Regions from separate parts of the Homo sapiens genome. Here region 1 is linked to region 2. A link is a loop called in an ENCODE intact Hi-C map of the cell type or tissue named here. Cell type or tissue: Caco-2. All regions are shown on one strand. Links, peaks and the distances in the headings refer to the core of each region. The heading gives the core; the rest is flanking DNA. Region 1 holds the start of MAGEL2 (MAGE family member L2). Region 2 has its middle 96 kb from the start of PWRN4.

Evidence for each region. A loop is a pair of places that touch in the nucleus more often than their neighbours do. Peaks named below come from ENCODE experiments on the same cell type or tissue, not always from the same donor. Only the 100,000 strongest peaks of a DNase experiment are listed, where the experiment ranks them.
Region 1: it touches region 2 in a loop (13-fold over the local background); 67 of 110 quality-filtered maps call a loop at or near these places.

What each region holds. Positions count from the first base shown.
Region 1 is chr15:23,640,916-23,657,400 of GRCh38, forward strand. MAGEL2 (MAGE family member L2) reads right to left here and starts at 6,952. Exons shown (of 1, transcript NM_019066.5): 1 at 2,634-6,952. The coding sequence starts at 6,827. The coding sequence ends at 3,078. RefSeq lists an enhancer at 5,395-6,239. In Caco-2, for the core only: CTCF peaks have their summits at 8,210 (motif pointing right) and 8,413; a DNase peak (open chromatin) is centred at 8,199.
Region 2 is chr15:23,871,318-23,887,802 of GRCh38, forward strand. No RefSeq gene overlaps it. Among named protein-coding and RNA genes, the nearest start is that of PWRN4, 96 kb to the right of the region's middle. In Caco-2, for the core only: a CTCF peak has its summit at 6,809 (motif pointing left); a DNase peak (open chromatin) is centred at 6,814.

The DNA of each region.
Region 1 (16,485 bases), core at 6,006-11,005, 230 kb before region 2:
TGGTTGTGTATAATGGTTCCAGTTTCATAACAATATCATTGACATTGGACATTACATGGGGTTTTAGTTTATTCTATGACAATTTAATAAATGAAAACTGGAATACAGATTTAATATTTCTATCTTTATTAGTGAGGTGTAACAGTTTCAACAGTTATTTGCCATTTTTTTCCTGTGATACATTTTGCCTATTACTAGGTTTGGGCTTTTTGCTCAATTTTATAGTAAAAGAGATTTGTGTTACATTTTCTACATTTTCTACATTTTAGCACTTTCAAATAAGTGGGATTTGAATTCGTTCCCACTGTTTTGTTTGTTTGTTTGTTTTTGTTTTTGTTTTTGTTTTTTTTGAGACAGAGTCTCACTCTATTGCCCAGGCTAGAGTGCAGTGGTGCGATCTCGGCTCACTGCAAGCTCCACCTCCATGATTCATGCCATTCTCCTGCTTCAGCCTCCCGAGTAGCTGGGACTACAGGTGCCCGCCCGCCACCACACCCGGCTAATTTTTGTATTTTTAGTAGAGATGGGGTTTCACCTTGTCAGCCAGGGTTGTCTTGATCTCTTGACCTTGTGATCCACCCTCTTCGGCCTCCCAAAGTGCTGGGATTACAGGCGTGAGCCACCGCACCCCCGGCCAGTTCCCGCTGTTTTTTAACCTGTATTTTTCTATATTCCTGGTCTTTGTTTTCTGCTTTTCACTGTCATGTTAGCTGCACTTTCTTAAACTTTTCAGTTGAATATCTAACTAGTTTACTCATTGGTAATGAACACATTTTTCATTGTTGCAATTTATATCTCATTACAATATAAACAAATTTAGGCTTTAAGTCCTTGGCATTACTTAAAGAAGGCCATTAGATATATGTCACGTGTGAGAGTGAGGTTTGCAGCTGGGAAGTAAGCCTCTCTACCATGGAGCAGAGCCAGCCCCCACCTTAAGTATGGCACCAAAGTCCCATGATGGGACAAAGTCCCAAATTTGGAACAAAGTCCCAAATTTTGTTCCACAAAGAGCATCTTGCTCAGGCACGCCATGAGTTAATGGTCTGGAGAAAACTTTATAAGCAATCATAAATAAACTAAACACAAACAAGAAATACTAGACCAATATGCCACTTTACTGGCCCAGCAAAACCTCCTTTGGGGACAGTTCTCAGCTGGGGCATTGCTGTCTCCTTCAATGGACATTTGCTGTTGTTGTAAAAATAAGTAAACATTGCTTGCGGACAAATGCGCAGGACTCTCTGACCCAAGGAGTTTATAGGAAACTGCCTCCCAGTTTTTGGACTACCTGACCACTTAGACAACTTGAGAAAGAGCTCCTGCGGCCTGGCAGGTCCTGGGGCGGGGATCATCGTCCTGGAAAGCTCAGTTCTGCGGGTGCTAGGAGTAGAGTCTGCATCTTGTGGGCTCCTCTCCTAGTCAGCTTCCTAAGTGGCAGCGCTGCAGGACCAAGGATAGAAATTGTTGAGTGAAGAGCGGATTGGACTTGAAAACAGATGCTACCTTGGCCTATAAGAGAAAAGAAGGAATCTCTGGGCACAGATATAGATAAAATTATGAGCAAAAGTGGTGAAGCAAGGAGTAGCTGCAATCCAAGTATATACATGGTTGTGAAGTTAAGCACTGTGGGAGGGGCTGTTGCTGCGGCAGCTGCGGTGGCACCTCTAATCTGCCGCTAGGTGGCAGGAGAATTCCACCATCGCCACTAACCGCATCTGGGACTTTGGCTTCACCCTAGAAGCGGGATATGGGATTGGATTTCTTCCTTCTGATAAGACAGTATGCGGTGGCAAGTAGGGCTGATGGTCCCCTGTCCACAGGAAGAGAGTATGACCACAAGAACGTCCTTTTGTGTACACCAGCCTGGTGTGTGCTTGAATATCCTTCCTCAAAACACTCAGGCCAGTTCATTCCCTTGTCCCTTTCCTGCCTAGACCAGGTTCATAGCCAAGGGCTGACCGCGGTTGTTCAGCAACTTCAGGCGTTGCCGGCTGCCTTCCCCTACAAGTTAGAATGACCCTTCCCCCCAGGACCTTCCCCTAGAACTCTATGTTGATAGGAATGCACCCTGCCACGCCCTCCCCTAACCCAGCCACTACTGCTGGCAATCTGCAGGGTTTCTAATTAAATGAAGACTGTTTTTTCCTTTTCCCTGTTATAAGCCTGGATATCCTGCAGGGAGCACGTTTCCATCCCGGTAGCAGTGTGTTGATGAAACCCAAATTTGAACTGCTGGACACCCCGCCACGGGCCACATGATTGACAAATACCCTTTTGGCCAAATTCTCCATGAAGCGGGACCACCTGGTTATTTGTAGTCCTGCAGGCAGATGGCCCTTCTTCTCCACATACCCTTAAGGACATTTCTGCTTCTAATAACAACGTTACCAGCTGGGCACTAACGTGTGTGCTTTAATTAATCTCCTGGAGAAATCTTATGTATAACCACCCACTGAAATCACTGCATCCTTATAAAGATGAATGGAGTACTCTCCTTGGAAAACAATTCCATCACCGTGGTTTTTACTATAACTGAGAGTAGTCTTGCTATTCATGTCTATTCAGAGAATACGGCAAAACTTGGCTTCCACCATCTAGTGTAAAAATTAGAATAAAGACAAACACTTCTGTTATGCTGAAAGTATATTTATATATATAGATATAGATATTTACTTCTCTGTAGACAGTTTTTACTGATGAGTCATTTGAACGTTCAAAGAACAACCGATTACAATGCTACATGAACTATACCAGAAATGAGATGGATAGCTTCTCAATTCATTTCACAAAGCCAGCACAAAGCTGATACCAAAACATAACAATTAAAACACAAAACAGAGAACCACAGATCTCACTTAAAAACACAGATGCCAAAATACAGAACAGAACAGTAGCCGATTGAAATCAACACCACATAAAAAATGTACAAAGCTTTGGCAGATACGAAACCAAGTTGAAAATCCAAACGTACACTCGTGGAACTGGAACACAAACACCAGGAACAAAAATGTCCCCCCACCCTGTCAGTGGCCTCTGGCCAGGGAAACACAGGAGCGAGATCTCTGCTACACCTATTAGCGGGGAGGGGGCCTGCTGGTGGGGCCGTGGGCACTGTCACCGGTGTCAGGTTCATCCTCATCTGTGTCTTCCCACTCACACTCTGCGAGCGCTTCAAGGTAATGGAATGGCCAGCTCTGTGGATCTTTCTTATGGAGCTTGGCCAAAAACCTCAGGACAAGCATCTTGCTGGTTTCCAGGAATGCTCGAGGGCCCCAGAGGAACTCATACTCTGCGGGCTCAGTGTAAGGGATTCGCCTGTACTCTAGGTACTTCTGCCTGACAAACACTTCGGTGATGAGCTTCTTAGTATTTCCAAAGAGACCGTTTGTCTCCCGGACATCCAACCCTAACTTGAACAGAAAATTAAAGATCAGATCCTCCCTGACACAGTTGCCTTTCATAAAGATGAGGCTCAAGACCACCATCAGAAGGCCAAACTTGGGCCTGTCTAAATAGGATGCCACCAAATTCCCTGTATGGTAGCCCAGCTTGTTGATGATAATATAGGCGTGGTTTTTGGTATCAATTTCTTTCAATTGATAACCAAAGGCACACTCCAGCTTATTGTTGGCACGGTTGATGATATCTAAGCACTCATCTTTATACTCTCGGAGGATGACTTTCACCATCTCCGAGCGCTGGACAGGCACCTTGGCTTGGTCCTTGACTAAGAGGAACTGCACCAACGCATTTGCCCTCTCATCCAAGGGAGACAAGGGCTGTGCCTCCACCTTGGAATTATCCTGGGTGGCACTGGATCCCGGAGAGACACTTGCGACCTCAGACACAACTACGGGCAGAGAGCTCCCTGGGCTTTCAGAGAGACCCAGGGCCCTGGAGGTGCTCGGGCCCTCCCAGGCACTCAGGGCCCAGGATGCGCTGGGCCCTTCCCAGCCACTCAGGATCCTGGAGGTGCTAGGGCCCTCCCAACCACTCAGGCCACGGGGGGTGTTTGGGTGCTCCCAGTCACCCGAGACCTGGATAGGGCTTTGGACCTCCCAGTCACTCAGATTTAGATTCTCCCAGGGCCTTGGGCCCTGCCAGTCATGAAAGGCTAGCGTGTGGCCACGGCTGTCCTCTTGGGCTTCCAGATGCTTCTTCTTCCGGGTGGCCTTGCCGGAGCGGCGTGGCGGCTCGACGGAGGTCTTGGAGGCCTCTTGAGTGGTGGCAGTTGCCTGGGGGGCAGCTGCTGTAGCCATCAGGAAGGTGGGCACTGCCTGCGATGCCTTTGAGGCATTCATATTGGGCTGTGGGACCCATGGAACTGCAGGCAGGGCCTCTACACAGGCAAAGGGATCCTGCAGAGCATATGGCAGTGACTTTGGGGTCTCTGAGGCAGCAGAGGGGCCTTTAAAGGCATTCAGAGAGGCAGGCTGAAACTGGGAGGTAGCTGGGAAGACACTTGAGGAGGGAGCAAAGGTCTCCGGTGTGGCAGGCAGGTTTTTCCAGGCAGCTGGCAGGTGTGCTCGCGCAGCTGACACTGCCTTGGGAGCACAGAAGGTGGCAGCAAAGATCATGCGGTCTTTTGAAGGGGCCCTGCGCTCCTTCGAGGAGGTCCTGCGCTCTTTAGAGGAGCCCCTGCGGTCTATAGAAGAGGCCCTGCATTCTCCTGATGGAGTCATCAATGATTTAGCGGAGCCCAGGGGAAAATTTGCCGCTGCTACCGGGGGTCCGGGCTGGGCCTGCAAGACTGCAGGCGGTGCCTGCCAGGAAGGCTGGAGCGGCAGTGTGGGCACCTCCGCTTGCGGACCCGATGCCTGGGCCTGCTGGGGGGGTAGCTGGATTTGCACGGCTTTTTGGGAGGGCGGGGCTCCCTGAAAGGGCTGCTCCAGCTGGACCAAGGGGGGAGCCTGCCTCTGGGCCTCCTGGGCAGGCAGGGGCTGCCAGATGTGAGTGGGGGCCTTCTGGGCCTGCCAGGCCAGCGCCTGTGTCTGCTGCACCTCCTGGAATTCCATTGACGTTGGAATCTCGTGTGGCACCGGGGGCTGACCTTTGGGGGCCTGCCAGATGATGGAAGGGCAGTGCACAGCCTGCGGGGCAGACAGTGGGGCAGACAGCGGGGCCGGCAGCACAGGCTGGGGCACCTGCGGGCCAGCGGGCGGCGCCGCGGGTACCTGCGTAGCAGGTGGGGCCGTAGGCACCTGCGGCGCCGCCTGCACCTGCGGGGCCGGCAGCCTAGCCTGCGGGGCCTGCCGCAGTGGAGGTGGGGGTGGCAGGGCCTGCCAGAGCGGTGGCTGGGTGGCCAGGACCTGTGGGGCAGGTCGGATGGGCGGCGGCGCCTGGCGGATCAGCGGCGGGGCCTGGCGGATCACAGGTGGAGCCTGGCGGATCACAGGTGGGGCCTGGCGGATCACAGGTGGGGCCTGGCGGATCACAGCGGGGGCCTGGCGGATCACGGGTGGGGCCTGGCGGATCACGGGTGGGGCCTGGCGGATCACCGGTGGGGCCTGGCGGATCAGCGGTGGGGCCTGTCGCACCGGTGGTGGGCCAGGGCGGATGGGTGGTGGGCCAGGGCGGATGGGCGGGGGCCCCTGGCGCATGGGCGGCGGCACCTGCCAGGTAACGGCTGGTGCCTGCCAGGTGACCTGCGTGGTCTGCCAAGTCAGGGGAGTGGCCTGCCAGCCTTGCTGCGTGGCCTGCCATCCTGGCGAGGTCGCCTGCCAGCCCGGGGGTGTGGCTAGCTGCGCTGGGGGTGCCTGCGGGCCCTGGGGAACCTGCGGAGGAGCCCTTATAACTTGAGACTGGATTTGCAGGATCAGAGGCTGAGCCTGCGGGGCCCAAGAAGCCATCGGCTGTGCAGGTGGGGCCATCGGCTGTGCAGGTGGGGCCGCCGGCTGTGCCATCGGTGCTCCTGAAGCTGGAGGCTGGGTCATCGGAGCTCTCGCACCTGGAGGATGAATCATCAGGACTCCTGGACCTGGAGGCTTGGCCATCGGTGCTCCTGAAGGCTGAGGCTGGGTCATCATGGCTGCTGGAGGCGGCTGGACCATCGGTGCTCCCGGAGCAGCAGGCTGGACCATCAGGACTCCCGGAGTCAGAGGCTGGGCCATCAGGACTCCCGGAGCTGGAGGCTGGGCCATCGGTGTACCCGGAGGGGGAGGATGAGCCATCGGTGTCCCCGGAGGTGGAGGATGAGCCATCGGTGTCCCCGGAGGGGGAGGATGAGCCATCGGTGTCCCCGGAGGGGGAGGATGAGCCATCGGGGTCCCCGGAGGAGGAGGATGCACCATCGGGGTCCCCGGAGGAGGAGGATGGGCCATCGGGGTCCCCGGAGGAGGAGGATGGGCCATTGGGGTCCCCGGAGGGGGAGGGTGGGACATTGGGGTCCCCGGAGGAGGAGGATGGGCCATGGGAGCTCCGGGAGCTGAAGGATGCACCATCAGGACTCCCGGGGTCGGAGGCTGGGCCATCGGGGCTCCCGGAGGTGGAGGATGCACCATCAGGACCCCGGGAGTCGGAGGCTTACCCATCGGGCCCCCCAGCGGGGGAGCCGGGACTATCGGGCCCCCTAGGGCAGGAGGCTGGGTCATCGGAACCACCGGGGCGGGCAGCTGGCCCTGTGGGGCCTCCCAGGCAGGCTGAGGTGCCTGCCAAGCGGCCAATGAAGCCTGCAAGTCAATTGGAGGTGGATCCCAAGGGACTGGCGGAGCCCGGGAGGAAGCGGGCGGGGCCCGCATCAGAACCGTAGGGCGGCTATAGACAGGCGGCTTCGGGGCCTCCGCCGGAGGACTCGAGTCACCCAGATTCTTACTTAGCTGCGACATGTCCCTTTGCTGACAGCTGGTGGGTCTTTTCCTCGGACAGCTGCTGGGCCTTTTCCTCCAGAGAGAAGAGAATGCCTACGTGGCTGTTCAGAGGCTCCCTCCCTGCTGAATGCTGAATAGGAAGTGAGTGCTGCTCGCTCCGCAGCTTTCCGCAGTAAGGAGGAGGGGGGAAGGGGGCTCAATCCCGCCCCTTCCCCGCCCCCGACCACCACAAGTGGATATTGCATAGGGGCGTCTACCGGAGTCCTGGCTGACACAGGATCCCTTCTCACTCTGTCCAGTCCCCAAATGCAGACCAGTCAGACTCCACATGGATGACTTTTCACAGGGGAGTGACAGGAACCCATCCATGTTTTAGAAAAATCACTGTACTGCAGTGTGGAGTGGGAGCAGACCACTGGAAACATGGAAGGTATCCAAGACGGCGGGGGGAGATGGTGTGGTCTGGGCTAAGATGTGAGGCGGAGAATGAAAAAAGCGCATTTACATAAGAGAGTTCCAGGAGTTATAGCAGACAGATACCTGTATTATAATTGAATAAAGGAGTCAAAGACATGGAAAAGGCACACAAGTCCCTGCCTGGAGAAAGTGGGAAGTTGCAGGGACTGTTACTCTCTTAGGGTCCCAGGAGAGGCACACGGGAAGAGAGGCTGATGAGTATTGGCAGACACAGGGCATTTGCGGTGCTGTGGGACTGCCAAGGAGAGATACCCTGTAGGCACTCCTGTATGATGTCTTGGGAGTCCTGCTTGGCTATTCCTCATGAAAATAGAGTTGTGGGAGGGAATGTGGTTGCACTGGGTCTTGAAGAACACAGGCATGTTAGAGACACATGGAGAAAAGGGACAGCAGCGAGTAGAGAGAGAGGAAAAGAAGTCACGGAACTGAGACATGCCACACATCAGTGGAAGACAGCATTTTTAGTATGGGAAAACTGCCTGTGGAATGGCTCGGATGCAGGAACAGAGTAGGTTTCTCAGTATTTTTCATCTGCAGAATGGGAAAGAAATTTAAAAAATGAAAACCAAATAACGCACCTGAAGATAACAAAATGGGTATATAAATAGATCAAAAATTGATATATTTGGATATATAGGAAAAACAGGCAAAGAATAAAAAAATTTCTGGGGAAACTTCTCGTGACAAAAATCAGTTTAAATATGAGACAAATCAAGTATTAACAGATAAAGCAGATGACAATAGTATTATTGGGCAATGCTATACAACTTTATGGTGAGAGGAAGTGATAATCTCAGTAATTGAAAAGCTTTCTGGAAATATACAAAGCACTAAATATCAAGGATGTTTCGTTTAAATAGGCTGTTGGCAGCCTACGGCAGGAGTCCAGAGTGACAAAACGTGCCACCAGGGGGCAGATGAGGACGATGAAGGGTACACCCCACTCCTTCCCAGGTACCCTTAGCCAGGGGTCCTCAAATTTGGTAATTTATGGACCCAAGAGAAGGTATGTACACACTCCCAATGTTATTATTGCCTTAAACAATAATAGAAGAATTTGGGGGTAAAGTTTCAGTGATTTTCTGGACACTTAAGGGATGTTGTTATTCCCAGGAAACTCTTTTCAAAACAGTCAGATTTTTAAGGGTGCTTGATGATACAGTAGCCCCCCCCACCTTACCTGCAGGGGATACATTCCAAAACTCTCGATGCCCGAACCTGGAGACAGCACCAAACCTTATATATACCATGTATCCCTTTCATTCTCCTTCTTCACAATTTCACAGATAGTTTTGTTTTTGCCATATATCTTAGCAATCTCAGCATGCGATTTTTTCTTTCCTTATTAAGTCAAGAACTTTCACCTTTTTCCTTCAAGGAAGCACTTCATAGCTTCCGTTTGGCATACCTAAATTGCCAGGATCACTATTCTTACATTTTGGGGCTATTACTAAGTAAAACAAGGGTTCCTTGAACACAAACACTGGGAAACCGATGGTAGATCTGATATCTGAAGCAGCTACTAAGTGGTTAATGAGCAGGTAGCGAATACAGTAGCACTCCTGTGCCTGCAGTTTCACATTGTGTGGTTTCAGTTACCTGCAATCAAATGCAGTCCAAAAAATTAAATGGAAATTTCCAGAAATAATTTATAAGCTTTAGATTGCATGCCATTCTGAGTAGTATTATGAAATTGTTCTGTTTCGTCCTGCCTGGGGCATGAATTATCCCTTTGTCTAGTGTATCCATGCTGTATATGCTACCCGCCTGTTATTCACTTAGTAGCTGTCTCGGCTATCAGTTGAAAACATCGTAGTACATATAGGATTCAGTACTATTTCCAGTTTCAGGCCTCCACAGGGGGGTCTCAGAATATATCCCCCAAGGATAAGGGTGGACTACTGGACATCACTCCTGTGTATCCCCAGAGAAGGCCATCTACCACAGCACACAAAAAGCTTCTGCAGAATGGATACTACCGTGTTTCATGGTTTTCGTTTCTCCCTTGGGTTAATGGCCCAGATCCACACAGGATTTCTCAGTTTCATGGGGGTTTGGAAACACTGTAGAAGGACAAACTCTAAATGCCTAACCCTCAGGACCTGCTATTATCAACTCTGCTACATGGCTGTTACTGGCTATGGATGGCTTTGGAAAAATCAGTTTATTTTTTAGCCTAGGGCATTTCTAAAGCATACTTTTTTTCCACTCTAATGCAAATGTATAAACTACACAGAGATTAAGTTCTCCCACTAACCGTTTATTTTCGGGAATTATGACAGGTTTGTCCTGCCGTCCACCATGCTGTTGGTCATCCCACACAATGAATGGCTCCCACTAGGGTCTGGCTATTCTCACTGATGTTGGAGGTCAGTGAATAGCACTGACATACAGTGTCAACTCCCACCGAATCTGTTCTATGAAAAGAGGTCCGGTTTATGTTAAGAGGCAACACCAAAGCCAGAAAGAAAAGATTAGGCATTATACAAAGGAAAAAACAGGTGCGTAGGAGTAGTTAGAAATGGAAGATGAATAACTTCTACACCAGCACTATTGCCACTGCTTGGAAACATTCTTTAACCGGCAGGGAAAAATCAGAGATTATGTATCCATTGATTCTATAGGAACAAGTAAAGAGGGTAAACCCAGTTTATTCTCCCTGGAAGAAACATCTGCTTATTTCAGATAGTCAGTGCTCTCAGACCCAGGCTGTTCCTGGGGCTCTCCCTAGCTATTTACAAATTACTTGTGAGCAAAATTCACCTGAGGAAACAGGGACATACGGGTCGTTTTTGAAAACTGACTGCCTTAATCACAGCAAAACATAATATTGCCCTGAGTCTAGTGAGGCATTAGACCACAAGTGTTGGGTCTTCCCAAATCACTCCTGTGAAACCTTCCTGCTTCCTGAAGCCCTCTTTCCCTTTCTGTGCATATGTTCTTCCTCCTCAACACCTTTGAACCAAGTGTTGTCAAAATTCCCTTTCCTCACTTTTATATGAAACAGCTTGAAAATTCAAGGTGAGTAGAAAACAAAAGGGAAAAACATACAAAACATCCATGAAATGTTGGCCTCTGTTCCCTAATTAGAAAGGACTTTTAATGGCTTACGTCAGTATATAACAGCAGTATACAAAATGATTTTTAAAAACAGGGAAGGGAGAACTGAAGTATTGTGATGGGAGTAGGAAAATTGCGGAACTAGGAGCAGACGGGAGCCTGTTTTGCTCACCTTGGTATCCCCAGCTCGCATTGAGTGGTCACTAAGGAGCTACAAAATGAAATGGTAAGATTAGCACCAGAACTGCCTGTCTTCCAATCTTCTGTAGCTGTTAGACTTTGTGTAAATATTCATAAGTGAGTAACAAAATCAGTTATGATTTTCATAAACTCTAAAATTACTTATTTATGAAATACCTTTTATTAAGCATTCACTATATGCCCAGCACTGTGCTATAGATAAGACTACAGAGAAAAATCTGATGCAAGTCCTATTTACATCTATTGTTAGTCACATAGGGACATTAATCTAATCTATCGTTAGTCACATAGGGACATTTCACGAATCTATTGTTAGTCATATAGGGATATTCATATGGTTTTTTAGTACAATAAGGTGTTGTCGCATTGTTTAAACCTCATATTGGTCATAGAGGATGAAAATAATCAAATACTCACTTCTGCTTGGAACATGGGGTGAGGGGAGCTGTGATGCTGATTGTAGCAGTGAAAAGAAAGAAAACAAACCTGAGGCTGTGAAAGATTCATGTGATCCAGATAGACAGTCTAAGTAGAAAAATTATTTAAAAAGCATAGGAGATATCATAAGTATGAGGTTTGAAAAAAAAAGAATTGGAAGGATTAAAATAGTGTAACTACTAGTTATCAACAATTTATTATTTGATAAAATACCATCCTCAGAGTATAATAGACTCTATTCATTGATTTCTCACAAAATCCATAAGTATTTGGCTTGATTTTACATGGCAAGAATTTGAGGCTCAGAAGATCTAGCAATACATATCAGAATTCAGATTTAAATCCCAATCTATTCGTTGTGAGAGCTTGCATTCTTTTTTTTTCTTTTTGCCGCTGACCACCAGGCAGGGTCTTGCTCTCTCACCCAGACTGGAGTGCAGTGGTATGATCATAGCTCACGGCAGTCTGAAACTCCTGGGCTCAAGCCATTCTCCTGCATCAGCCTCCTGAGTAGCCGAGACTGCAGACAGGCCATACCACACGCAGGTGATTTTTGTTCGTTTGTTTTTCGTAGCGATGGGGTCTCACTATTTTGCTCAGGCTGGCCTCAAACTCCTGGGGTTAAGTGAGCCCCCAACCTTGGCCTCCCAAAGTGCTGGGACCGTAGGCATCAGCCACTGTGCCCAGCCCATCACTCTTACCATTACACCAGGGCTGCCAAAACCTTTTAAAATATGTTAGATATAATTAACATGCAACAACATGCACAGATCTAAAGTATTCAATTTAATGAGCTTTGCCACTGAGTAATTAACACTCAAAACAATATAAATAATAGTTTTATTATCAAACAAAATTACCGTGCACCCTTTTCCAGTCAATTATTCTATCTCCAAAAACATACACTTCCTTATTTCTCTCACCCTAGATTATTTTGCCTGTTCTAAAAATTCATAAAATGGAATCAGCGTAGGAGGGAGGGAGGGAGGGAGAGAGAAAGACACACAGATAGAGGTCAATATTCCTTTGTTCAACATTTTTTAATGTAAATATGTTGCAAGTATTGGAAGTTTGCTATTTTTTATGCTGAAAAGTATTCCATTGTATTTATAACTCCATAATTTATCTGTTACCTGTTGGCATGTGAGACATTTAAAATCTGATGCTATTATGAGAAAAAGGCTGCATTACAAATTATTTTACAAGCCTTTTGTAAATATATGCTTCCATTTATCTTGGGTAAATGCCTGGGAGTTGAATGTCTGGGTCATAGGATAGACGGCTGTTTATAAGAAACTGTAAGAGTTCTCCATAGTTGGGTTAGACCATTTTACACTCTAACATAAGAATAATGTTAAGAATTAAGAATGCATACGAATTCCAGGTACTTGACAACCTTGCAAAATTTTGTAGTGTCAGTCTTTTTTGATTTTTGTTATTCAACTGGATGTGAAATGGTGATTGCAGTTTTACACTGCAATTAGCAAATATGAGGGTTCCAATGGATCCACATCATTGCAAAATTGATACAGTCAGTCAGCCATTTTTATTTTAGGCATTTCAGTATTTTAGGCAGTTCAGTAAATGAGAAATGGTATGTCATTTATTGTGAGTTTTGTTTGTGTCTTTTCTTTTTAATTAATGGATTATTTTTTAAAGCAGTTGTAGGTTTGCAGAAAAAATGAGAGGCAAGTACAGAGACTTCTCATGTATCCCCTCTCCTCTCCCACCATCCCTGTCCCCCTACCCCTGGCAATGCCCCTTATTTTTAATGTCTTGCGTTAGAGCGGTATATTTGTTACAGTCAACGAGCCAATATCATTAATTGAACTCCCTAGTTTACATTAGTATTCACTCTTTATGTATACATTTTATGGGTTTTCACACAATTGTGTGATAAATGGGTTATCACAATTGTGTGATAACAGATTTCTGTGTCCACCATTGCATTATTATATAGAAGAATTTTACTGCCCTAAAAAACCTGTGCTTTCTCCTACCAAACCCCTGGCAAATTTTGATTTTTTTTACCTTCTCCATAGTTGTGCCTTTTCCAGAATATCATATGTAGTGGGAATCATAAAATGTGTAGCCTTCCAGATTGGCTTCTTTCACTTAGCAATACACATTTAATATTCCTAATTTTGTGGCCTGGTAACTCATGTTTTTCTTCTTATCAAATAGACCTTATTTTGTAGAGCAGTTTTTGGTTCACAGCAGAATTAAGCCAAAACTACAGCAAGTTTCCATACACCCCTTGGTTCCCCCAGCACACACACGATCTGCCCCAATGTCAACGTCCTCCAGCAAAATTGTATGCTTCTCACAGCTGATGAACATCAATTGACATGTCATTATCACCCAAAGTCTGGAGTTCACATTAAGTTTCCTCTTGGTATTGTACATTCTGTGTTTTGACAAATGTCTAATGTAATACATCCACCATTATAGTATAACACGGGATAGTTTCCTAGCTCCCAAATCCTCCATGTTCTACCTATTCATCCCCTCCCCTCCCCTGCAGATACCTGGCAACCACTGATCTTTGTGCTGTCTCCATAGTTTTATCTTTTCTGGAATGTAAACTAGTTGGACACATATAGTATGTATCCTTTTCAGACTGGCTTCTTTCACTTAATAACATGCATTTTAGTTAACTTCCATATATTTTTATAGCTTAATAGCTCATTTCTTTTCAATGCTCAATAATATTCCATTGTCTGGATGTACCGAAGTTTATTTACCCATTCACCTGATGAAGGACACCCTGGTTGCTGCCAAGATTTGTCCATTACGAACAAACCTGTTATAAACATCCATGTGCAGGTTACTTTTTTTTTTTTTTTTGAGATGGGGTCTCGCTCTGTCACCCAGGCCGGAGTGCAGTGGCACGATCTTGGCTCACTGCAAGCTCTGCCTCCCGGGTTCACACCATTCTCTTCCCTCGGCCTCCAGAGTAGCTAGGACTACAGACAACCACCACCATACCCGGCTAATTTTTTTGTATTTATATTAGAGATGGGGTTTCACCGTGTTAGCCAGGATGGTCTCGATCTCCTGACCTCGTGATCCGCCTGCCTCAGCCTCCCAAAGTGCTGGATTACAGGCATGAGCTACCTTGCGCCTGGCCTATTCTGTACATTTTTCTAGTTTCTTTTTATTTTATTCCTGTTTTTTGCATTCTTAATGTATAAGCTTATGTCATTGATTTTAAATATATTCTCTTTTGTAGTACAGATATTTAAAGCTATAAAGTTATCTCTTAGCCCTATTATAGCAGCATCTTACACATTATGGTTTGTTATTTTTTAATAATTTATTTATTTATTTATTTATTTATTTTTGAGACAGAGTCTCACTCTGTTGCCAGGCTGGAGTGCAGTGGCGCAATCTTGGCTCACTGTAACCTCCACCTCCAGGGTTCAAGTGATTCTCTTGCCTCAGCCTCCTGAGTAGCTGGGACTACAGGCACCCGCCACCATGCCCAGCTAATTTTTGTATTTTTAGTAGAGACAGGGTTTCACCATGTTGGCCAGGATGGTCTCGATCTCTTGACCTCGTGATCCATCTGCGTCGGCCTCCCAAAGTGCTGGATTACAGATGTGAGCCACCGCGCCCGGCCAGTTATTTCAAAATATAATTTTTACTGTGATTTCTTCTTTGACTCATGGGCTGTTTTTATTTTTTGGTTTAATTTCCAAACATTAGGATATTTTATACAAATTTTAATAATATTAATTATGAATATAATACCATTATGATAAGAGTATGCCCGATTCGGCTTGAATAATTTTTATATTAGAACCTGGTTTAATGCCCAGCATTGAGTCTGTTTAAAATATTCTGTGAGCACTTGAAAAGAAAATGCATTCTGCTGTAGTGAGATATATCTATAAATGTCGCCTAGGTCTAGTTGGTTGAACATACTGTTCACATCTTCAGTATGTTTACTGATTTTTAAAATCTGGTCCTTCTATCAATCACTCAAAGAAGTATGTTAACATTTCCAAACACAGTTGTAGACTTATCTATTTTCCCTCCTTAGTTTGGCAATTTAACTTAGTGTTATCTCTTTTATTAGGTCATACACATTACATGTGTGACTATGTCTTTTTAGTGAATTGGTTCTTCATTCTCACAAAATATCTCCCTTAGTTCTGCTCATACTCCTTCTTTTGAAGTCTACTTTGTCTAATACTAGCAGAGCCACCCCAGCTTTCTTAAGCTTTGTAATTATGTCCTCTGTTTATTTGCATCCTTTTAACTATCAACCTGCCAAACTCTCTCTCTCTCTATATATATATATATATGAAAGAAAGGGAGAGAAAGACATTATAAGGAATTGGCTCATGTGATTATGGAGGCTGGCAAGTCCCAAAATCTACACCGTGAGACTCAGCAAGCTGGAATCTTAGGACAGCCACTGGTTTAGTTCCAGTATGTGCCCAAGAGCTAAGAACTTGGAAGGCTGAGGGTGTAGTTTAAGTCCAAAGGCTGGCAGGCTCATAACCATAAAAAAGTCAATATGTCAGTTCCAATCCAAAGACAGGAAAACACCTGATGTCTCAGTTAAAAGGACATTAGGCATCTGAAATATCCTTTCAGAAACACACAAAATAATGTTTAACCAAATATCTGGGCACTGCATGGGCCAAATTCACACATAAATTTAATCATCGCACTGAGGTTATAATTTTTAAATCTATTTTAGAAATGTCTTCCATTTTTCATGGAACATTTAACGTAATTACTGATAGGGTAGAGTATAAGTTGACTGTATTGGTACTTCTTTTATCTGTGTGTTATCATTTGTTTCACATTTATGGCTAATTAAGTATTTTAGTATTCCATTTTATCTTCTGCATTGGCTTTTGGTTTATATCTTATTTGTTTTTTCAATGGTTACACATTATATAATATACATATTTAATTTAGTGCTGTCTACCTCAAAAATACTATCTACTTCATTAATAAGAGCTTTACAATGTATAATTCCAGTTAAACTTCTTACAACTGTTGTGTTCTCATTGTCATTTATTTTACATCTATATTTGCTTTAAAACCCCACAATAGGTAGCTATTCCTTTTACTTTAAATAGCCAGTGAGCTTTTAAAAAATTATATGTATATATACATATGAAGATATCTATGTATCTATCTGTGTATCCATCTATGTATCTATCTATCATCTATCTATCTATGTCTATGAAGTCCTTGCTTTAAACAAAACAATATTTAACTGACATTTACACACACAGGAAAAGTGTAACTTACTTTGCACAATTCTGTGGTAGCTGAGATCTTCTGCAAAGCAAAACACGCATGAGTTGCAGTCAACACACTATTGCGCAAAATGAGGACTACCTGCATTATATATATGTGTGTGTTTAATTTTAATTATATAAATATTTGCATGTAATATATGTAAAGCATATTATATCAAATATATTAAACTAATATAAACATAATTGTGTGTACATTGTATATACCTTCTCATTAA
Region 2 (16,485 bases), core at 3,851-8,850:
GGATATATACAGTAGTTTGTTTTCTTTTTGTATTTTGCCAAAAGAAACAGTATTGGAGTCCACATCCCTGTACATTCGTCTGTACTAGAGGTCTATTATTTTTGTAGAATATATTCATAGAATTTAAAATTCTGGGTCAAAGGATGTGCATCTCTGAAATCTTATATAGTAGCAAATTGCTACCCAAGTTATATTACTTTTTACTATAATGTACATCATCTTGTAGAGTTATGTTGTATATGACATAATATGAGAAACAGTTTTCATATTGAAAAAGTACATTTCCTCTCCTTTACTAATTAGAATACATAATTCAGTCATTTTGATTTAGCAGCTATTTAAATACTTTTTATTGCTTTTAACTAAACCTTTCACATGCCTTTGGTAAGTTTTTTTGGGAGTGGCCTGATTGGTTGACTCATTACAGATGGACAATAAACCAGAGGAAAGAGCAGAGAGAAAGCAAATGACAAAGACCGTGTTTAAAATAAACATTGAGAGGCATTCTGGGGAACTTTGGTGTGGGTGTTTGCTGTAAGTGCTGCCTATTTGTAATTCAAGCCTAAAGACCATGTTTTAAGAATTCTGGTATAAAAGAAAAATCTTAATCTCATTTCTTTAAGATGCAATGAGGATTTATTTCATATCACATCAAATATTCAAATCATCGTAACCATCTTGGACTGTTCTGAAAGCTCAGGTATGTCCTGAGTCCCAACCTGATTTTCTTTTCTACCACGCTCAACATGTAGACCTTCTTATTCCTCCAGTATTGGAGGATGAGTTGAGGTCAGTGATGGGGATTACCATTACATCTCTTGACAGATGGCATGTGTGGATTACTTGCTCAGTTGTAAAATACTGTATACTTGCTCAAACTAAACACCTACCAGTTAAGCTGTGGGTTTACTCCAGGGGCTTATCATTTTCTTGTAGGGAGAATCACCTTACACTGAGTCAGACCTGTAACAGTAGCCATGGCATGACGTGATTCATGGAAAACACATGGAACAATTCTTGACACGTAAAATGAATTGAATAATTGCTAGCCATTATCTTAATAGTTATTCACATGAATTTACACATCTTGTCTTAAAGATAAAAATAGAAAACAGCACTTAAAGAAGTTTAAAAACACAATACTCTAAGACTGAGAAAATATGTTTCTTAAGGTCACACTGTGTGTGACAAGACTATGATATTAACTGAAACAATGTCATAAAGCCAAACTCAATTTTAAGCATTAAACAGCAGTGATATTATGAGGCATTTGGCATACATTTTTTTCCTATGCCTCCCTATTCTTTGCTTCTTATTGTATCATCTCCCGTCCTGCAACCATGCATTTGTGGGATACCATGCATAAATATTACGTTGATCTCAAACTCAGGACCTGGTCACAGTCCTCATCTAGGACTATCATTAATAGTCATGAATGGAGAGTGGCAGACTACAAAATTAGTTAATTCCCAATATTGTGTTCACTGCAATGCAAATTTCTCAAGAGTAAAATAGGAAGTCTTGGTTTTGCCAAATCAGAGATGCAAAATTTGCTATCAAAGGCCACATTGCTGATTGGGATCCTAAAGTGAGAAAAGGATCCTGTTCAAAGTATATGTTTTGTGTACTTGAGAGAATGAAAGTACTAAGGAAATGAGCACACAAAGAACATGTTGCTTCTTGGTGGTAAACTGCTAGCAAAATAGAATTGTGAGCCATGTTTACCCATGACAAACCTAGCTGGCCCCCAGTGATAACATGTTATTTAACACAGTACAATTATCAAAACCAAGAACTTGACATTGGTACCATACTTTTTTTTTTTTTTTTTTTTTTTTGAGACGGAGTCTCACTGTGTCGCCCAGTCTGGAGTGCAGTGGCGCCATCTCAGCTCATTTTTAATGTTAAAGCATTTTAACATTAAAATGCTAAAATGCTAATTTTAAAAGCATTTTAAAATTAAAATGTTAAAGCATTTTCATTGCTTTAACAGTATCACCACACTGTCACTTCTGTGTTGTTTTTGAGAGGTGAAATCAGCTGGGCTTCTGGGTCCGGTGGGGACTTGGGGGACTTTTCTGTCTAGCTGAAGGATTGTAAACACACCAATCAGCGCTCTGTGTCTAGCTAAAGGTTTGTAAACACACCAATCAGCACTCTGTTAAAACACACCAATCAGCACTCTGTGTCTAGCTAAAGGTTTGTAAACAGACCAATTAGCACTCTGTAAAAACGGACCAATCAGCACTCTGTAAAATGGACCAATCAGCGCTCTGTAAAATAGACCAATCAGCAGGACGTGAGCAGGGACAAACAAGGGAATAAGAGTTGGCCGGGAGAGGCAGCAGAGGCAACCTGCTGGAGTTCTCTTCCAGGTTGTGAAAGCTTTGTTCTTTCACTCTTCACAATAAATCTTGCTGCTGCTCATTGTTTGGGTCTGCACTACCTTTACCAGCTGTAACACTGACTGTGAAGGTCTGTGGCTTCACTCCTGAAGTCAGCAAGACCACAAACCCACCAGGAGGAAGAAACAACTCCGGATGCGCCACCTTTAAGAGCTGTAACACTCACTGCGAACGTCTGTGGCTTCACTCCTGAAGTCAAACGAGATCATGAGCCCACCGTAAGGAATAAACTCTAGACACATCTGAACATCTGAAGGAACAAACTCTGGACATACCATTTTTAAGAGCTGTAACACTCACCATGAGGGTCTGCAGCTTCATTCTTGAAGTCAGTGAGACCAAGAACCTACCGGAAGGAACCACTTCCAGACACATTTTCATTGAGAAATCTGATGTTATCCTGATTTGTATTCTTTTCTTTTCCTTTTTTGAGATGGAGTCTAGCTCTGTCGCCCAGGCTGGAGTGCAGTGGCGCGATGTCGGCTCACTGCAAGCTCCGCCTCCCGGGTTCCCGCCATTCTCCTGCCTCAGCCTTCCTAGTAGCTGGGATTACAGGCGCCCGCCAACAGGCCCGGTTAATTTTTTGTATTTTTAGTAGAGATGGGGTTTCACCATATTATCCAGGATGATCTCGATCTCCTGACCTCGTGATTTACCCGCCTGGGCCTGCCAAAGTGCTGGGATTGCAGGCGTGAGCCACCGGGCTCGCCTGGCCTGATTTCTATTCTTTTCTACCAACATGCCTTTCTTCTGTCTAGGTGCTTTCTTTATCATTGTTTTGGAGCCACTTGGTCATGAAGTGCTTTTTAAATAGATATATTCATGTTTTTTGTGTTTGGGAACTCACTGAGTTTTTGAATGTGTGGGTTTATTACTTTGTATAAATTTGGACTCCAGTTACACATATGTGAGGCTGCTGGAAGCTATACTACAGCTCACTGATACTGTTTTCATTCATGTTTATTATGTTTGTCTCTTTTATTTTAGATGGGTTCCATTGCCATATCTTCAAGCTTACTAATCTTTTCTTCTGGAAGTCTAATCTGCAGTTAATACCATTCCCTGTACTTTTAAAACATCACTGACATTATAGTTTTCCTCCCTAGAAGTTTTATCTGGGTCTTCTTTATTTTCACCTCATCTCTATTAACTTTTCAACGTATAGAGTGCAGTGACAAAAACTATGTATGAAAAACACTAACTTTTAATGTTATATAACTGCTGTGTCACTTCTGGGCCGGTTTCAAATAATTAAATTATCTATGCATTCTGGGTGATATTTTTATATTTCTTTGCATGCCCAATATTTATTCGATGCCAGCTATTGTGAATTTTAGCTTGTTGGGTACTGTAAATTTTTGTATTTCAATAAATACGCTTGACTATTCTGAGACATTTTTTGGGAACAGTTTCATTCTTTGCAATCTTGCCTCTTATGTTTGCTACTTGGACCCAGATACTGTATTTAATGTAGGACCAATTATTCTCTACTTCTGAGAGAAGACCCATCTGTGTCTTCTTTCCAATGTCCTATGAATCCTGAAGTTTACCAATTTGGCTGATGTAGTTTAAGAAAAGAAATTGTTTCCAACCTTGTGTGTGAGGCACCTCTAATCAAATTAGGTGATTCTTTGCCCAGCCGCAGTTAATTTCTTAACTCAGATGCGCTGCAGGAACTTTTGCCAATCTCTAGAGTTTTTTCTGTGACTAGACCTGTCTTCTTCAGACCTGTTCTAGAAAATAGAGCCACCTTGTTCTTTCAGACTTCAGATTCTTCATCTCAAATAAAAAAGTTTTCCAAGATCTTTGCCACTGGAAAATTTTTGGAATCATTAAACTGGGGGCATTACTAGGACAAAGGTCATTGTTTCAAATCTTTCACGTGTCACTGCACCGACCTTCAATATTTGATATACACTGTCTTGCAAACCATTGATTTACATATGTACCCATTTTTTATATGTTTACATGTGGTAAGACATTCAAACCATAATGATTTATCCACAACATTGTGATTCATTCATCTGGCGATTATTCAATTATTATTGTATCACTGGCTGTATGCTCCTAGTTGGCAAAATTAAGGTGAAGAAGGAACACTGTGAATCAAATTCACAGGGAAAACAGACAAGTGAACTGGCATTTGTAATGTGAAAGGGAAAGTGAGAACTTTTCTACTCACGATGTCTGTAGGAGCCTCCATGGGTTCATTCACTGTGTGCCACTGAATGAAAGATTTAACATGCATCTAAAATAAAAGATAAATATGACAGTCAAAATGTGACACAGTAAATAGCTTTATTTTATACTTATTTAAGAGTCCCTGTGGAATTATTAGAGTATACATTATATTCACATAAAAATGAAAACAACATGAAAATTCATTTGCCAATGAATTTTAAAGTATATTGATAGTCCTATTCTGATTTTGAATCAGAATTTGATTTAAAGAATGGATAACTGCAGTACATTTTGCAATAGCAAAGACATGGAATTAACCTAGATTCCCATCAATGGTGGACTAGATAATGAAAATGTGCCACATATATACACAGAATACTATGCAGCCATAAAAAATGAAATCATGTCATTTGCAGCAATATGGATGCACCTGGAGGACATTATCCTAAGTGAGTTAACACAATAAAACAAAACCAAATACTACATGTTCTAACTTAAGAGTGAGGAATAAACACTGAGTACACATGAACCCAAAGAGGGGAACAATAGACCCTAGGGTTTGCTTGAGCGTGGAGGGTGAGGACTAAAAATGCTACCTATTGGGTACTATGTGCACTAACTGGGTGACAAAATCCTTTGTATATCAAGCCCCAGTGACACACAGCTTACTCATATAACGAATCTGCACATGGACACTGTGAATCTAAAATAAAAGTTGGAAGAAAATAAAAAAGAAGCCAGAACATGGGAAAATAAAAAGTGCCAGAATTGAAATAAAATAAAATAAACAAATAATGGATATCTTAATCTCTCCTTTTGTGGAATGAAGAGTGGGGATAAAGAAATCATTTTTAATAAAGAAGGCTGCACCATTGTTTGTGTGATTTACACCTCTCCCTCCATTCTACCAGTGTTGATGCAGGTGGCCCTACCAGAAGGAGACAGAAGAAAATTCCAGAAAAGTTTCATCCAAGTGCAGATAATGAAAACCATGTCCTGACTCACACTAGCCAAAAAGCAAATGTGGTAAAAATTCAAAAACATGCATAATAAAATTAGTGAAATAGGGTAAATAATAAAGATTTGGAAATATTTATGAAGGGACCTATATTAATAGATATGAATCCAGAGAAGATGATTTTACATGCTCTAAGAGGGTAACATTGTCCTGCAGGACAGAAGAGGAGCAGATGAGGTAGAAGCAGCCTAACCCATGAGAGGGGCCCTGCAGTGGATTGAGGATGGAGAGGCTGGAGAAGAGGCTGAGGGGAAGTCAGGGCTCCCATCCTGGCCTGAGAACAGAAGGGAGCAAAACCAAAACAAAACAGAAACATGCTTATTGTCTAGTGCAAACCCTCTTCATATTAACATCCTTTGAGTTTATTGGGAAGTAGACAAGAATACAGGTGAGGATTTGGAGAGATTTATTAGTTCATTTGTGAAGTTAAATATAAAGAATCTTCTGTGTTGCTCTTTGTCCACTACATGTGTGGGGCTTACAGGGAAGGAGCATAGAAAAAGTTTTAAAATTATCTGATGTTTAAGTCCAGCGAGGATTTAGGAAACTTACAGACACCAAACTGTAGGTGGAAGAACTGCCCTTGCAAACTCAGGGGACAGGCATCAGACCTGGACTGGGATGGACAAGGGAGGTCTCCAGGAGGAGGAGCATTGGAGGAGATTCTGGAGAGTGAGAAGCAGTGAGTCCAGCCAGCAGGGGAGGGAAAGAGACGAGGAAACAATGTGTCCATGGCACAGGCCAGGGCATGAGAAGAGGGCAGTGGATTGGAAGGACCGCTGGGATGAGTAATACCTGAGGAGGTAGGAGCAGGAAGCGCTGACCAAGGAGGGACTGGGCAGGGAAGGGAGGGCTGCTCCCTGAGGACTGCATTCTGTGGGGAGGGATTTGAATATCTAGTTCTGGTTTCCTAAAATGGTTCCCCAGCGCACGAGGTCTGCTTGGAGGAAGACAGAATGAGTCAAGATGGTCCCTGGGCATTATCAGGAGGGGTTGGGTCTAGAGAGGAACGAGGGTGGAGAGAGAGGACCCAAGGCTCCCGGAAAGGGAGGCTCGGGTGCTTAGATGGTCTTGTTCCCGTTTCTCCATCGTTTAGAACCTGCACCACACGTCTAGCACTGGCCTCCGTCCCTTGGTCACTTTGCAGGTGTAGGTAGGATCCCCGCAGAACTTTAGAGCGGCGGTCTCATTCCGCCCCCTAGCGTCCATCCATCAGAAGCTGAGCGCAGCCTCACCGGAAGCTGTGGATGAAACCGGTGCCCAGCTGCGCAGAGTAAAGCGCCTGGCGCCAGGACGCAGGAGAGGCGTGTAGGAGATGCGCCAGATGCGGCGGCGGGCGAACCTTCACGGGACGTTTCTTAGCGCAGGTTCACCTGTGTCTGCGTTTCCTCCAACATGCTCTTTGATATTCTCATACAAATCTCATGATTTTCTCCTGTGTCTCAGAGCGTAACAAGTATTTTGATGTCTTGTCACCTGTGCTCGTTTTCATTATATATGTAGCAATGGTTGCTTACTTAAGTTTCTTACTGGTGGGTTATTCATAAAGTATTTCCCAGCTGAGTAAAAAATGAAATTATCTACTTTAATAAGCCTTTGGTTGATCATTTCTGAAGATTACTGTCTACTTATTTCACGAGGGTATCACCCCTGCATGCCTTAAGCAAAGATTCTATTTGGGGTTGTGTTTTCCTTCTTAAATTCGGATACTTCTGTGTTCTGGAAAGTGTTACGTAATTAATATTCATTTGAAAAATTCAGTTGGCATATCTGTTACTTTGCTTTTACTATCTTTGCAGTCTCATATGTTTTCTTCTGCTTACTTTGTATTTAATTTGTTCTTCTTTTCTAGGATCCTAAGATGGAAACTTAGATTATTGTTTTAGATTTTTTCTTTTTCAATATATGTGAAGTATATCTTATATCTTTTAATTTAATTTATACGTATCTTTTTAAAATTAAAAGTGGGTGTCTTGTAGACAACAACACATAGTTTTTTAATTTGCCGTTTGTGTCTTTTAATTGGTGCACTTAGACCAGAGACGTTCATAGTGATTGTTGATACAATTGCATTAATACCAACCATATTTCTTACTGTTTTATATTTGCTGTTCTTGTTCTTTGTTTATATTTTTGTATTCTACTCTTTCTGCATTGTGTGATTTCAATTGAATATTTTATATTCCATTCTTATCCTTTATTAGCATATCAGCAATAAACTTTTTAAAGTAATTTCTCTAGAGAATAAAAGCTTTTATTTTTCCTTGTGTGAATTGATTCAACAGATAAGAGCTGGTTGAAAACAATAATAGCAACAATTGACTTTTTTATGTATGTTTATATATATGCTCCAATATAGGTGACATGAATGAATAATGATACAAGCTACAGGACAGAGGATTTAGGATTGTTCTCTTATTATAAGATACTCACAATACTTGTGAAATAATGTAGTTTTATTTGTAAATGTATATTGCAACTTCTGGGGCAGGCTATTAGACCAAGGGCCTCAGCGCCTTGCTGGCTGTTGGCCTAAGGCTGCATTCAGTTCTTCTCATGTTGGTTTATCCCACATAGCGGAATGCTCCTCCAAAGCCATAAAGAGAAAGAGTTTGCCAGGAAGAAAGAAATCACAGACTTATGTAAGATCATCACCCAAGTCACATCGCGTCAGTCTTTTGGTATTCTGTTGTTTATAAGTCACGGTTCTTGACCACACGCACTGGGAGGGGATTAGAATACAAGGTTGTGTACACCAAGAGGTGGGCATCATTGGGCAGCATGTTAGGTTCTATCTGCCACATCAGGTCTTTTCCAGTCTGCAACAGTTTCTCAGTCTTCACTTAAATTTTTATCACTTTACCCTTTTGAAAAGGGTAAAGTAGTCAGGTGTTTTTGTTTTTGTTTTGTTGAGATGGAGTCTCGCTCTGTCGCCCAGGCTGGAGTACATTGGCGCAATCTTGGCTCACTGCAACCTCCGCACCCCAGGTTCACACCATTCTCCTGCCTCAGCCTCCGGAGTAGCTGGGATTACAGGCGCCCACCACCACACCCGGCTAATTTTTTGTATGTTTTTTAGTAGAGACGTGGTTTCACCATGCTATCCAAGATGATCTCGATCTCCTGGCCTCGTGATCCACCTGCCTCAGCCTCCCAAAGTGCTGGGATTACAGGCGTGAGCCTTGTTTTTGTTTTGCAAAATATCCTACAATATGGGTTTGTTTGGTTTCTCAAAATTAAATTAGGAATACGGATTTAGATACATTTAAGTTTGAAGGCAATAATCAGTTAATTTAGAAATAAAAATTTAGAAAAATAAGAATTAGGGCATGAGAGAATTTAAAATAATAATTACCTGCAGTGAGTAAGAAAGGGGCTGGAATTGGGGAGATGCACTCAGCAGGCATCAGGAATATTAATAATGTCCTGTACAGTAAGCTCAGCAGTGACTTAAAAAACACATAACTTTGTTTTTATTTTAGAAGAGTTTTAGTTTCAGAACAGTTGTGAAGACAGTACAAAGCACTAACATTTTCCACAGTTTCTATTATTTTCTTGCATTACTGTGGAACATTTGTCACAATGAAGCGATAGAATATTCACTAACATCCACACATTATTTGAATACTTTTAGTTTTCACTTAATGCCCATTTTTTATTCCAGGATCCCATTTTTTTTTTTTCTTTTGAGACGGAGTCTCCCTGTGTCACCCAGGCTGGAGTGCAATGGCGCGATCTCAACTCACTGCAAGCTCCGCCTCCTGGGTTCATGCCATTCTCCTGCCCCAGCTTCCTAAGTACCTGGGACTGCAAGCGCCTGCAACACCACTCAGCTAATTTTTTGTGTTTTTAGTGGAAAGGGGGGTCTCACGGTATTCGCCAGGATGGTCTCAATTCCCTCACCTCATGATCCGCCCGCCGCAGCCTCCCAAAGTGCTGGTAGTTAACCCCACAGCACCGAGCCCAGCATGCCACGCTAGAAGCTACATTACATTTGATAATTACGTAGCATTTCTCCTTAAGCTCCCTTTAATTTTTTCCTGTGACAGTTCCGCAACAATTCCTTATTTTACTGTCCCTCCTTGGGGATGGACCCAGCCTTTTTCTCAGTGTCCACACTGGATTTGGATAGTTAGGAAAAAAAATATCATGGAGAACGACCGTCCCTCATGGGTCCAGAATTTATTCCTTCCAGTGGGTTCTTGGTCTCACTGACTTCAAGAATGAAACCACTGACCCTTATCCTGAGTGTTACAGCTCTTAAAGATGGTGTGTCTGGAGTTTCTCCATTCCGTGGGTTTGTGGTCTTGCTGATTTCAAGAGTGAAGCCACAAACCTTTGCAGCAAGTATTACAGCTCTTAAAGGTGGCACGTCCAGAATTGTTTCTTGGTGGGTTCGTGGTCTAGCTGACTTCACGAATAAAGCCACAGACCCTCACTGTGTTACAAGCTCACAAAGGTAGTCTGGACTTAAACAGGGAGCAGCAGCAAGAGCGAAAGAACAAAGCTTCACACCTGGAAAGGGACTCCAGCAGTTGCCGCTTCTGGCTCGGGTGGCCAGCTTTTATGCCCTTATTTGGCCCCGCCCACACCCTGCTGATTGGTCCATTTTACAGAGTGCTGATTGGTCTGTTTTTACAGTGTGCTGATTGGTGCGTTTAAAAATCTTTAGCTAGACAGAGAGTGCTGATTGGTGTGTTTACAATCCTTTAGCTAGACAGAAAAGTTCCCCAAGTCCCCACCTGACTCAAGCCCAGCCGGCTTCACCTCTCAATTACAACATACCAAGAGTGCTTAGACTATTGACATGCCTTATCACTGTTCATGTTAATTTGATCAGCTGGATGAAGTAGTTTTATCAAATTTCTCCTCTGTAAAATTATTTTTCCCATTCTGTTTTTGAATGGAAGGCACTATATGCAGCACATGCTTAAGAAGTGGAGAGTTATGGTCGGGTGCAGTGACTCAAGGCCTGTAATCCCAACACTTTGGGAGGCCAAGGTGGGCGGATCACAAGGTCAGAAGATTGAGACCATCCTGGCTAACATGGTGAAACCCCATCTTTACTAAAACTACATAGAATTAGCCCGGCGTGGTGGCGGGTGCCTGTAGTCCCAGCTACTCAGGAGGCTGAGGCAGGAGAATGGTGTGAACCCGGGAGGCGGAGCTTGCAGTGAGTCGCGATTGGGCCACTGCACTCCAGCTTGGGCAACAGAGGGAGACTCCCTCTTGAAAAATAAAAAATAAAAAAGCAGTGGAGAGTTGTGATCTACCTTCTTATGTGCAGAAAAAATACAAATATTATTTGGAATTCTTCACCATGGACAATTTGTCTGTTCTCCTTTGTTTATTTTATATTTATTCACTTATTTATTTAGATCAATATGGGATCGTGCATATTTATCTTACACTCTACTTAGGCCATTGCAAGGTCTTTCATTAGGCTCCTGTACCATTTTGAAATTCCCAGATCACTTCAGTGTAATTTTGTTTGATTGGTCCCTTGGTTGCTCTGTTGTTTAGCATTTTCTTACTTTCTAGTACTGTATGTTATATATGTATATGTAGTTACCCAGTTAATTTTGTTGACTTCATGTCCAAGACAAGTAGCCGCTGTTTCTTCAAGGAGCCTCAGTTCCTTTTACTGGAGAGTGGTATTAGAAACTAAGATTCGGATACCATACGTACTCATTGCTGTTTGAATGCCTGTTGATTCAAGGCTTTGTTAGCTAACAGAACAAAGAATCTATGTGTATATGCTAATTTATACTCATACACATATCTATAAATATTTCAACATGTGTCCATATGTATTTATATTAAATTAAACATGAATTGCTACTCATGTCTCCAGGACCACAGGATCTAATCCAGCACCACATAAATCAATCTACCCATTCCCACTACTTGCATGTAACCTCCGCTGTAACAGTGAGACAGTTGGCTCCATTAATTTAATCCTTCCATCCCTAAATACTGTAGATAGATATTGGTTTCAGAACTGGTAATTCATACCCTCAGGGAGAGCAACTTTACAAATAAACATAGCATATACATACATCTCCTTTGTCCTTTAGGCTTTGAATCTCCACTTATTTCCTAAATGTCTTCACTGAGCCCTGATTGCTACCATTTTCTTCAGTGAGGTTATTTCGTACACGTTAATATATTTATATTTCTTTTTCTGCGTCCCTCCCTGGGATTCCCCCAACTTAGCACATATTTTATTTTTAATTTGTATACATTTAGGTTCATTCTTCGTGTTATACATTTCTGGCCAGGCGTGGTGGCTCAGTCCTGTAATCCCAGCACTTTGGGAGGCCGAGGTGGGTCGATCATCTGAGGCCAGGAGTTTGAAACCATCCTGGCCAACATGAAACCCCGTCTCTACTAAAAACACAAAAATTAGCCAGGCGTGGTGGTGCACACCTGTAATCCCAGCTACTCGAGAGGCTGAGGCAGGAGAATTGCTTGAACCCAGGAGGCAGAGGTTGCAGTGAGCTGAGATTGCGCCACTGCACTCCAGCCTGGGTGACAGAGCGAGACTCCATCTCAAAAAAAAAAAAAAAATTCTGCTGGGTTTTACAAACAGTATCGGATATCCACCATTACAGTACCATAGAGAATTTAATTGCCCTATAGAAACCCACTGTACTTTCACTTATTTGACCTTCTTCTCTCTCCCAAGCCCCTTGTAACAACTAATCTCTTTATTATCTCTGTAGTTTCACTTTTTCAAGAGTGCCATATAAATGGAATGACAAAGTATGTAGTCTTTTCAAACTTGACTCTCTTTTACTTAGTAATAGGCCTTTCAGATTTGTGCAATGCATCTCATGGTTGTTTAGATTTGCATTTCCCTAAAGACTCAAAGTGTTGAGCATCTTTTCATGTGCTTATTGGACATTGGTATAGCTTATTTGGAGAAGTGTCTATTCAAATGATTTACCTATTTTTATTTGAGATTTTGCCTTTTTATATTTGTTTTTTTAGTAGTAAGCATATTTTATATATTCTGAAACATACACCTTTATCTGCTATATGTTTTGCAAATTTTTTATTCAGTTTCTGAGTTGTATTTTCACTTGTTAATGGTGTATTTTGAATAATAATTTTAAAAATTCTGTTAAGTTCAATATAGCCATATATTTTTTCTGTCACTTGTATTTTTGGTGTCATGTCATAGAAACTATTGTGTAACCTAAGACCACCAAGATTGACTCATATATTATCTTTCATGGGTTTTGTGGTTTTAGCGCCTACATTTTGATCTATGATCCGTTTTCAGTCTAACATGTACATAGTATCAGGGAGGAGTATAACTTTCATATGGGTATCTATTTGTCCCACATTTGTTGAAACAAACTTTTACCCTATTGAATTGTCTTGGTAATATTGTAAAATCAGTTGATCATAAATGTAAGGGTTAATTTTTGTACACTTGATTCTATTTCATTGATCTATATGTTTACTCTTACACCAGTATTACAATGTATTGTTTACTGTTTCATTGTAGTAAGTTTTGAAATCAGGATGTAGGAGTAGAGTACTCCAATTTTGTTATTGTTTTTAGATTGTTTTAGCTATTATAGACCTCTTGCATTTCCATATAGATTTTCACATCAGCTTATTACTGCACAAAAAGGCAGCTGGACTTTTTATAGGGATTGCATTGTATCTATATATCCTATTGGAAAGTATTGCTCTCTTAAAAATATTAAGCCTTCTCATTAATGGATATGTAGTATGTTTCAATTTATTTAGTTATTAAATTTAACTCAATATGTAGTTTTCAGTGTACATATCATACATTTATTCATAAGTATTTTTTCTTCTTGATGCTTGTTTAAATGAACTGTTTTCCTAATTTCATTTTTATGTTGTTAATTGGATTAATGTACACAAATGACACTGAATCTTTAATATTCACCTTGTGTACTGCAACTTTACTGAACTTATTTAGTTTTAACCATATTTTAATGGATTCCTTAGGATTTTCTCTATAGAAGATTATTTCATTTGCAAATAGAAGTATTTGACTTTATTTCCAGTCAGGATGCCTCATGTTTATTTTTCTGGCCTCATTGCCCTGGATAGAGTCTCCAATACAATATTGAAGAAACATGGTTGAATAGAAGTGGGAAGAGTCAACATCGTTGTCTTGTGTCTAATCTTGGGAAAATTGTGAGTCTTTCAAGAGAAATATATGAAGCCCTATGAGACTTTTGGGGTTGCCATTTTAAATAATGTTTCCTTCTATACCAAATCTTTCAGTATTTAACTAAACTTACATTTCTGTATTATATTTCCTTGATCATGGTGTATACTTATATTTATATACTGCAGGAATTAGTTTTTGCTAATATTTCCTTGAATATTTTTGCCATAAAGCAAAAGTAGTCATAGTCATGAGGAATATTGGGCTGTAATTTTATTCTCTTATCTTTTTCTAGTTTTGGTATGAAGATAAACTGGCCTTATAGAATGAGTTGGAAAGCGATTTATTCTATTCTGGTTACTTTTTGTTGTTGTTGTTGTTGTTTTGTTTGTTTTTGGTAAGAGTTTGAGAAGTATTAAGATTAATTCTTTAAACATCTGAAACAACTCACAAGTGAAGTCCTCTTGACCTTGGCATGAAATTGAATTCTAATGATTACATGAGATTGGAAGTGGATCCTTACCCAGGTGAGCCTTCGGTTGAGACCTCAGTCTTGGGCATCATCAATATCTGGGGTCCTGATCTGGAGAAACTATCAGTAGTATGTGTGTGGTTTTGAGCCACTAAGTTGCATGGTTATTTTTATGTAGAAATAAATAATATACCTGACAACTGAATGTAACGTGATAGCCTAGATTGGGTCCTCGAACAGAGAGTTGACTATGTTAAAACCTTGTAAAGCAGTCAGAAATTCAGGAGTTCAATTAATGGTTTTGTACCATTGTTATATCCTCAGTTTTCATGAATTTACTATGGTTATATAAAATGTTAACATTACAGTAAGCTAAAGGATATATGCAGCTTTCTATACTATCCTTGCAAAATTCTCTATTTCTAAAATTATTTCAAAATAAAATTGTTTTTAAAAGGTATTAACTTGGCACCAAAATAAGCAAAATCAAACCAAATATATAAATAAGAAACCTTGGGTTCAGAAGGTGAATGCACATGTTGAGAGAGAACAACAAATCACCTTCCCTTGTCTATCCACCATTCCAAAATCACGCACACCTGCTTCAGGAAAACAACCACAACACTGGCGATTCTCTTTCGCTTTCTTCTTTCCCTTTAGACTCCTTATTACCCTGTCACTAGTCTGAGGGTCAGTAACCATTTCTTCAAAGATAGGTGCATTTACCTCCCATATCTCAGAGACTCCCATTTTCACACACCCTCTGGCAGTCTATCTGCAGACTCCCACTGAAGCCTAAGACATGACTGCTGGACATTAAAAGTCAAGATTGAGAAATTTAAGTGATAGGGAACATAAATCAAATTTCTGCATTCCACATAGTGTTTTCTTGGTAGAGGATTTCTTTCATAAAGTTTTCAAAATAAAGCTGTGTAAAAGCTTTGAGAAAACCCTGTTATAATTCAGGTTTTCTATTCTACAGATTCCATAATGATTTTATGGTATCGTGTATTCTGTGAAATTATATTATACATGGTCAAGCCTCAAAGCCACAGAATAGAAGGACTTCATGCAACAATCCATGCACCAGTCTAAGAGATGGACATGGGCTGAATGATGACTCTGCTTTTGTGCTGGCTAAACAAAAATCCCACAGCAAGGAGGGCTGTCCACCCACTCCCTACACAGCTCCAGCACTCTGCTGGAGAGCATTGGGTTGTTTCTGGGAAACATGCCTACAAAGCCTACAAAGTCAGGGGACTGCAGGCTGTGATCCATGGATATCTACAAAGTCAAGATTTTGCTTTTATGATCTGTAATCATGGAGTATATTCTTCATATCACATTCATAACTGTATTGATGAAAGGAGCAGGCTGGAGACTTGGAGTGGGAGCTACACCTGATCTGAACCACATTTTTTACTTCTGATATCAGGATAGCCATTATTTAGGTGCTGTTATTTTAGGCATTTGCACAAGAAACGTTTTCACCCCATGAGCTCATATTTTACTCATTGAGAAGTGATAGGCTCATTTAAAATTTAAACCTTAAACATGGAGGGTTATTAAATTCATACCACTTTAATCACAGTATTTAAACTAAGTGACTTGTCAAATCCCCCTTTTTCTCTTCATTCTAATGCACACATTAAAATTTATTATGATGTATACATGGAATATCATCCTTCACCAAATTCTTCAGAAAAAGACAGATTGGAAGGCCATAAAGGAGAAAGAAGTAGAAATGAACAAGGAGTGACCCATCTCTAAGTGGTGAATGAGGTTCAATGAGCTCTGAGTACTCAGAGTGAAGACAGAACAGATGATAGACACAAAACCAAGCTAACACGATACCCCAGGCAAAGAGGACACAGTGCTGAGCAAAGTCCCTAACTCTCTGACAGCATGGAGGATATGATTTTCCACAACCTAAACTATCTGTGGCCAGATTCCCCAGAGGTGTGCCTTTCCACCAGAATTCCCAGAAACATACCATGGCAAAGAACCAAAAGTCATAGCACACCATGAGGCAAGAACCCACTGCCTTGTGTCTACACTCAAGTCTGAAAAGAGCATAGAAGCAACTGGAGACATGGCTTATATGTTTGAGATCAGGAATTTATGTTAACTTTATTGAATCTTCCTGGAACCTAAAAGTCTAGGTAAAAAAAGTCAACCTCCTAAATCATTAATTCTATGAATTCTATGGGTTTCTTTTTCTTCAATATATTCATCAGAGAACAACAAAGTC